Regions from separate parts of the Homo sapiens genome. Here all the other regions are linked to region 1. Evidence: chromatin contacts called from ENCODE Hi-C or POLR2A ChIA-PET data. All regions are on one chromosome and are shown on one strand. The core of a region is the stretch at or near the end of the contact, and the rest is flanking DNA. Distances in the headings are between cores, read along the strand shown. Region 1 overlaps CHST11 (carbohydrate sulfotransferase 11). Region 2 holds the start of NOPCHAP1 (NOP protein chaperone 1). Region 3 overlaps TXNRD1 (thioredoxin reductase 1).

Evidence for each region. Hi-C counts contacts between places; a loop is a spot of excess contacts on that map. ChIA-PET counts read pairs that join two places held with the same protein, here RNA polymerase II (POLR2A). Pooled maps may share reads with other maps.
Region 2: a loop to region 1 is called in a pooled map, with 2.7 times the contacts of the local background. The contact joins the promoter of NOPCHAP1 here to the enhancer-like site in region 1. A Hi-C loop is called at or near these places in 9 of 37 single-sample maps with no recorded cell type and 12 of 50 pooled maps.
Region 3: a loop to region 1 is called in a pooled map, with 15 times the contacts of the local background. The contact joins two enhancer-like sites. A Hi-C loop is called at or near these places in 1 of 37 single-sample maps with no recorded cell type and 11 of 50 pooled maps. POLR2A ChIA-PET finds 5 or more read pairs at or near these places in 2 of 52 experiments (WTC11 and activated CD4-positive, alpha-beta memory T cell).

What each region holds. Positions count from the first base shown.
Region 1 is chr12:104,694,401-104,697,100 of GRCh38, reverse strand. The region is part of intron 2 of CHST11 (carbohydrate sulfotransferase 11); the gene reads right to left. Among named protein-coding and RNA genes, the nearest start is that of MIR3922, 100 kb to the right of the region's middle. RefSeq lists an enhancer at 1,240-1,379. Within about 2 kb of position 1,325, at least 8 of the 41 ENCODE cell types and tissues checked have a DNase peak (open chromatin) inside an H3K27ac peak, as active enhancers do.
Region 2 is chr12:104,985,028-104,987,786 of GRCh38, reverse strand. NOPCHAP1 (NOP protein chaperone 1) reads right to left here and starts at 1,471. Exons shown (of 4, transcript NM_152318.3): 1 at 1,320-1,471. The coding sequence starts at 1,434. It overlaps LOC105369952 (a long non-coding RNA gene), which reads left to right and starts at 1,417. Exons shown (of 2, transcript XR_007063436.1): 1 at 1,417-1,484. RefSeq lists a silencer at 992-1,241 and enhancers at 794-1,304, 1,305-1,817.
Region 3 is chr12:104,218,755-104,221,454 of GRCh38, reverse strand. The region is part of intron 1 of TXNRD1 (thioredoxin reductase 1); the gene reads right to left. Among named protein-coding and RNA genes, the nearest start is that of TXNRD1, 4.3 kb to the right of the region's middle. RefSeq lists a cis regulatory region at 1,932-1,942 and an enhancer at 1,865-2,009. Within about 2 kb of position 1,319, at least 18 of the 41 ENCODE cell types and tissues checked have a DNase peak (open chromatin) inside an H3K27ac peak, as active enhancers do.

The DNA of each region.
Region 1 (2,700 bases), core at 76-2,575:
GAAGGCAGACATGCACCAGGATGCTTTGATCAATGTTATTCATAATGATAAAAAAATGGAAGCAATTTATCTGTCTACCTATAGGTAGATACATAAATAGAATGCAATATAATCATATGATGGAACATGATACAGTAATTGGAACAGACTGAGGGATCCACAGGGCTGGACATCAAAACACATAGTTGTACAGAACAGGCAAATTGAAGAGTAATATATTCAGTATGATAGCACCTACATAAATTATGAAAACATAAACCTGTGTTGCATATTGTATCTGGGTCCAGATATAGGAGTCACAGTATAAAACAAACACTGGAATTTATATTGTAAATTCATAAGAGGTTGAGAGGCAGGGATGAAGGGGAGAAGAGGAGATTCAAAAGAGATTTCTACCTTGGTGATGGTTTGTTTATTTTATTTTATTCTTTTTTTGAGACCGAGTCTCACTCTGTTGCTCAGGCTGGAGTGCAGTACCGTGATCTCGGCTCACTTCAACCTCTGCCTTCCCGGTTCAAGCAATTCTCCTGCCTCAGCCTCCCATGTAGCTGGGAGTACAGGTGTACAGGTGTGCACCACCACGCCCAGCTATGTTTTTTTTTTTTTTTTTTTTTTTTTGTATTTTTAGCAGAGTCGGGGTTTCACCATGTTGGCCAGGCTGGTCTTGAATTCCTGACCTCAAGTAATCCGCCCGCCTCAGCCTCCCAAAGTGCTGCGATTACAGGCGTGAGCCACCGTGCCTGACCCTGATGGTTTATTTCTATTATATAGGCAGATCTATAAAAGATCTGAAGCAAATATGCCACAATGTTACATTTGTGAATTCAGGATGGTGAGTAAAAAGTGTTTATTATATCATCTGCTGCACTTTATCTTCAAAAATTTCCCAAGTAGACAAAAGGAAAAAAGAAAAAAGGTAGGGTGGGTGGGAGCCAAACAGAAGGCTTGGAAACCATTTCTGTGCTCTTTGCACAGCAAAGGGAGCATGCAGATGGCGAGTTAACATACCTAGGAGGCTCCCCTGGGGTTTAATGTTGCATTGTGTACCCTCAGAACGACTGCTCAGCAAAGGCAAAATAAACACATTTCCTGTGCTTCCCTTTCTCAGCTCCGCAGCCCTGCCAAAGTGGGGGTGGGAGGGTCACATCATTTATTTACACAAGGTCCTCTTTATATGGACACCTCCAATAACGTTATTCATCGGGTTGGCTCCTCCAGGGCTGCCCCACTGTTCCCAGCAGGCCAGGAGTGTGACTTCACGGTGAAGCGTCACGTCCAAGTTACTCTGTACGTGGCAATGCCAGCTACCCACAAGAAAGGAGGGCTGTGAAGGGGGAGCTGGGGCCGCTTCTGGGTAATGGATTTCCCCCGCCCCCATTTCTGGCAAAGAGCTCTGTGGTCACAGAATTAAAAAAATCTATCAATTGTAAGCTAAGGCACATGCTGGGTGGAAGTGAGAGTGAGGGAACCTATTCTTATCACTAGCTCTGAGGTAAGATAGAAATGTCTGGAAGCTCCCCGCTTGCAGCTGGGAACTGTGCCTTAGTCATCTTTATGTTTCCATGGCTTTGCACAAAGTAGGTGCTCAGGAAATGCTTGTTCAATAAGCAAACCACAAGGACACATACACACACACACACACACACACACACACTCATTGTGTTGTGAATTGTGTTTTCATGAGTTTTCTTTCTCTTCACAGACAGTGTCATCTAATGGTTAAGGATGTTGATTCTGGAACCAAACTGCCTAATTCTAGGAACAGACACAAAACCTCTACCTCAGTGCCTTCAAACTATCAGGCCTTGGAGGGGGCTGAGCTGAGGCCCTCCCCACAATAGCTGGCACATAAGGAGCATTCGAGGAATGTTGGCAATTTCCAAATTTAGTCTCAGGGCAAGCCAGTTGGGAAGGCAACACCATGTCCATCTTACAGATGGGACAGCTGAGGCTCAAAGAAATCCTGTTGCTTGTGAAAGGCCACACGTGTTCCTGCCAAATGATGATGCCAGGATCTGAAGGCAGGGTGTCAAGCTTCGGAGAACCCCCCAGCATCCCCTGTGGCTCCATTTCTCAACAGCTGACTCAAGGACCAACAGATCTTTCTTGGCTGCTGTGTTTTCTACCCAGCAAAGGGTCCGGTGGGAACCCCCTCAGCCAAATGGGAGCCACTGACTTCTGTGGGGCCCAGAATCTGACTCAGGCCCAGGGAAATCTGATTCCCACGTCAAAGCTCAGGACTCGGAGCTGCACTGGTTCCGAACACAGAGCAGGCATAAAGTTCTGATGCCAGAAGAAGGCAGGAAACTCCAACGAGCTTTAATCACTCTCCCATCACGAACAGCTCTAGTGACAGCTTGGCCTTTCTATCCCAGGAGTTCAAAGAGTTTCCATCGTTCATTCTCACAAAGGCCCATGTCCCCTCTGCCTCGTTCCTGCTTCACTTTATTGAAGTAACTGTGACCCCAGATAGAATCCTGGCAGGTGACCCAGGTGAAGTCACCCGCTTCGTTAAACTCATTCCCTCCACTAATGCAGCGTCAAAACAGGGGGCTGTGCTCTTGACCACACCCAGGTTTTTTAAGAAAATGACCACAAAAACAAAACAAAACCAAAAAACACATTCAAAAAACATTTTTTTCAAAAGTGGCATCTTGGCCACCTTTGAACTCCGGGGCCTGGTGCAGCGCCCAGTGCAGG
Region 2 (2,759 bases), core at 222-2,721, 290 kb before region 1:
GCAACTTACCTGATCTTCAAGCATTTGTTTCTTCATTAGTAAAACATGCTTGCCTGGTATTTCCCCTTCCCTGAAGACGTTCAACCCAAGGAAAGCAGCCTTTTGGGGATTTTGTCACCCACTCTACCTTTCCAGCCTCATTTCTCACTACTCAAATCATCCCAACTCTCTATCCCATCAGAGTTCCAAGAGGGGAACGTACAAAACTCAAGGCTTTGCACACCCTATTTCTAATACCCGGAAAATCCCTTAACTCTCTGGTTAAAAAACAAATCCTGTTCACCTGCAAAGCAGAGCCGCAACAAACATCCATTGAATGCCTACTACTTAAGGCCTACTGGATTCGTGATCAGAGCACAGAGTCTGGAGCCAGACTACTTGAATTCAAGTCCCAGTTTTGCTACTTTCTAGCCACATGATCTCCAGAAGGTAAATTACCTGTATGATAAATCATGTCTCAGGTTCCTCAACTATAAAACAGAGATAACAGATTTTCTGCAAAGGGTTGTTGTGAGGATTAGATGAGTTAGTTTCTGGGGCATACATAGTAAGGACTACATAAGCTTTGGTTATCATTATTATACTTCCTTCGGAATCTCTGGGTTCTCACAAAACCTTTTCTTCAAGCTAGTATTTACTGACAACATGCCCAAGCCTTTTTAGGCATTCTCCTCCTCACAAAAATTCTACAGGCATTACTACTATCACCATTTTCCAAATGCAAAAACTGAGGCTTAGGGAATGAAAATAACTCTAAGTCCCACCAGTTAATTACTAGTGGAGCTGGGATTCGAACTCGTGCTTTTAAATTCTACCTATAGTGTCTGAAATGCTGTGTGGATTTCCTGGATGCATGTCTCCCTCTACAAGACAGCAGCACTAAGGGGTGGTCTGTGTGGGTGTGAAAGAGGTAGGGACTGTTAGCATAATATTACTCCGCTTCCCCCTATCAGCCAACTGCTCCGACCCAGGCAGCCAAACCAAAAGCCCTCCCTTCCCCAAAAGAACTCGAGAGCTTCCCAGCTTCCAGGGCAGGGCAGATGCCTGGCAGCGGCGCCTGGCAGGGTGGGCGCTCACTACCTTGCAGAATATAAGAACCACTAGCTGGGGAAACCATTCCGGGCCCGCAGCCGGGTGCCCGCCCCAAAGCCCCCACCCCTGCCGCGGGCAGGGCACGCCGGAGCCCCGCAGCAGTCCCCGGGGCTCCCCTCGAGGGTACGGAGCCCGGGCAGGGAGCCACCGGCCGGCTCCCAAACTGCACCGGCCGCGCCTCCTCTGCCGCACGTGTGCGGCCCATGCCGCCGTCACCCGTCCGTCACCTCCGCGGCCGTCGCTTCCCGCCGTCAGCAGCTCCTTGGACACTGGGACTCCTGAGGAATCCCGGGTGGGCGACGAACAACTCGGGCTAGCCTTGGGCTTGCCATGGACCTCCATGCTTCCCTCAAGCCTGCACTCTCAGGCCCGGATGCAGGAAAAAGGCTCGGGTAAGGGGGCGGGGAGAGGGCCGCGATTGGAGGAAACTGCGGTGGGCGGAGTAAGGAGCGGAGAGAGAGGCGGGGCGAGCGTGGTGCAGCCTGGAGGCTGCGCGGGAGCAGGGGCCATTCCTACTCCTGGGAAAAAGAAAGGTTCAGACACTGTCATAGGAAAAAACAGCGGGCAAGGCTCGATTTCGCCAAATTCGGGCATAAAGAGCATAACATTAGGCTTCCCTCCTCTTTATCCTTTTTTATTAAATTTTTTTTTAATTGGTGAAAAAACACGTAACAAAATCTACCATCTTAACCATTTTTAGTTGTACAATTCAGTGGTGGCAGACCTCTAGATCATTTTCATCTTGCAAAACTGAAACCTTATACCCATTTACCCCTACTCCAGTCCCTTGGTAACCACCATTCTACTTTCTTCTTTGTTTCTTTCTTTTTGAAACAGCCTTGCTCTGTCGCCCAGGCTGGTGCCTCAGCCTCCCAAGTAGCTAAGATTACAGGTGCACACTACCACGCCCGGCTAATTTTTGTATTTTTGTATAGAGACGGGTTTTCACCATGTTGGCCGGGCTGATCTTGATTTCCTGACCTCGGGAGATCCACCCACCTTGGCCTCCCAAAGTGCTGGGATTACAGGCGTGAGCCATCATGCCCAGCTACCATCGTTCTACTTTCTGTTACTATGAGCTTGACTACTTCAGATACATTATGTAGGTGGAATCATACAGTACTTGCCTTTTTGTTACTAATTTCACTTAAAATAATACCCTCAAGGTTTAGACATGTTGTAGCACATAACAGGATTCTCTTCTTTTTTAAGCCTGAATAATATGCCATTGTATGTATATACCACATTTTCTTACCATTGATCTCTCAACAGGCGTGCTGGTTGCTTCCACCTCGTGGTCATTGTGAACGCTGCTGCAATGAACATGGTGGTACAAATATCTCTTAGAGACCCTGCTTTTCAATGCTTTGGGATACATACCCAGACATGGGATTACTGGATAATAGGGTAATTCTACTTTTTAGGTTTTTGTGAAGCCTCCGTATAGTTTTTCATAGTGGCTGCACCATTTTACATTCCCACAGTGCACAAGAGTTCCAATTTCTCCACATCCTTGTCAATATTTCCTTTTTCTGTTTGGTTGCTTCTTTCTTTTTGACAGTGAGCATCCCAGTGAGTGTGAAGTGATATCTTGAAGTTTTGGTTTGCATTTCTCTAATGATTTAGTGATGCTGAACACCTTTTCATGGGCTTGTTGGCCATTTATA
Region 3 (2,700 bases), core at 70-2,569, 480 kb after region 1:
TCCCAGCTACTTGGGAGGCTGAGGCAGGAGAATCGCTTGAACCCAGGAGATGGAGTTTGCAGTGAGCCAAGATCATGCCAATGCACTCCAGCCTGGGCAACAAGAGTGAAACTCCGTCTCAAAATAAAATAAAATAAAATAAAAATCCAAACAAACGAAAAACCCAACAGGTAGATTTGTTGCTGTTTTTCTGAGACAGGGTCTCCCTCTGTTACCCAGGCTGGAGTGCAGTAGCCTGATCATGGCTCACTGCAGCCTCGACCTCCCACGCTCATGCGATCCTCCCACCTTAACCTCCTGAGCAGGTGTGACTAACAGGCGCACGCCACCATGCCCAGCTATTTGTTTTTGCAGAGACTGAGGCTCACTTTGTTGCCCAGGCTGGTCTTGAACTCCTGGTGTCAAGCAATCCTCCCAGCTGGGCCTCCCAAAGTGCCAGGAATACAGGCATGAGCCACCACAACCAGCCAGATAGTTTGTTTTTAACATCAAAGAGTGATTTGTGATAGTCATTTATAGTTATATACATGTAGACTAGTTTCTACCAGCAAAGTAATGCTCAGAGCTAGAAAGTAGGATATAAGGAATATTCATGAAATATTCCCTGATGTTTTATGAAGGTAAAGAAAAGGCATTAACAGATTAATTCCTTCTTTTGAGTTCTTTCAAGGATTTAATCCAACTGTAAATCTAAAATACCGCCTCCCCCCCACCGTTTTTTTTTTTTTGGAGACGGAGTTTCGTTCTCATCACCCAGGCTGGAGTGCAATGGCACGACCTCAGCTCACTGCAACCTCTGCCTCCTGGATTAAAGCAATTCTCCTGCCTCAGCCTCCTGAGTAGCTGGGATTACAGGTGTGTGCTACCACGCCCAGCTAATTTTGTATTTTTTTAGTAGAGATGGGGTTTCACCATGTTGGCCAGACTGGTCTCGAACTCCTGACCTCAGATGATCCACCCGCCTTGGCCTCCCAAAGTGCTGGGATTACAGGCATGATCTACCGCACCTGGCCTAAAATACACTTTTTAAAAAAGCTAATTTAAAAGCTTTAAATACTCAGTACACATTAATACAAAGAGTAAACATTCAAATGTGAAAATCCAAATAATGAGTAATGACTTTAAATTACCTGGTTAAAATCAACAAAAAGCAAGATTACTCTACAATTATCTAGCGCATCGTGTAATACTAACTTCTGATTGCAGATTGCATGACTGCATGTCAGTCACGATCTTTGGTTCCATTCCAAAGCTTTCAATTTCCTCTTGGGGCATCTGACTCACCCTTATCAGCCTCAGTGATCTGCAGTAGCAACCTCCACCCCAGCCTCAGCCCCATTGCTAAGGATAGGCACCTCTGCCCAGAAATAGGTGATTTGACGCTGGCCTAAACACCTCACTGCAGTGTTCTCAGGCCTTGGTTCAAATAGAATCACTTGAGACACCAAAAATGAAGCTTCCTTCACTCTGAGGCTGATTTAGTAGGTCTGAAATGGAGAACAGGAAAATGAGTTTTTAATCTACACATTCCCAGCATGTAATTAATTCTCTTGCAGGTGGTCTTAGGACCGCACTTTGAAAAAATACTGTCTCCTCTCCTTACTAGAAGAAGCTGGTCAATGTTAATAGCATTGGCTTTTGGAACATTCCTCACTTATTAAAAAAAAAAAAATTGCCTTTTGCCATATGAGTCATATAAACACATTTACTGATTTGTAGGGCAGTATGCCAAGGACTGTAGGAGATAAGATAGTGAACAAAACACATTCCTGATCCTCAAAAATCCAGCAGGAAAAATGTTTGCAAGCTCATTAAAATAGAATGGAATGTGTGTTACAGAAGAAATACTAAATGCTAAGTGCCAAGATGTTAACTCCCTCTGCCATTCTCCTGAAGTGGTGTGTACCCATCTACTTTTATGATTACACATCATGACACTGCATTTTCTACGCCATTCTTCTCCACGAGACTCTATGTTCAAGGACTGAGATCATGCCTTGTTTATCCCTGAGTTCCCAGTGCCTGATAAATAATAGATGCTCGGTTGAAGAGTCATTCAAGCAAAACCTTCTGCATCATTAAGAAATTAGTTTCTTGAAACTTAACCACATAATTTTAATTTGAGAAGGAACTTAGAGATCATATGGTACTTAAGGAAGGTGGCTTCTAGAGTGTTTGTAGGTGACACACAAAAGAACATTTTTAATGTCAATAGTTATGTATAATATGGGCCTGGTGCAGTATACTTTGGGAGGCTGAGGCAGGAGGATCACTTGAGGCCAGGTGTTCGAGATCAGATGGGGCTGTTGCTTAGTGAGACCTATCTCTACAAAAAATTTAAAATTGAGGCTAGGCATGGTGGTGTGTCCCTGTAATCCTAGCTACTCAGGAAGCTGAGGCAGGAGGATTACTTGAGCCCAGCAGTTCAGTTTCAGTGAGCTATGATTCATGCCACTGCACTCTAATCTAGGCAACAGAGTGAGACCCATCTCTAGAAAAATAATAATCATCATTATGTATATATGTATGTGTATAGAAAAATATCTAGGCTGGGTACAGTGGCTCACACCTGTAATCCCAGCACTCTGGGAGGCCAAGGTGGGAAGATCACTTGAGCCCAGAAGTTTGAGACCAGCCTGGGCAACATGGCAAGACCTCATCTCTACAAAATGTAAAAAAATTAGCTGGGCTTGGTGGCAC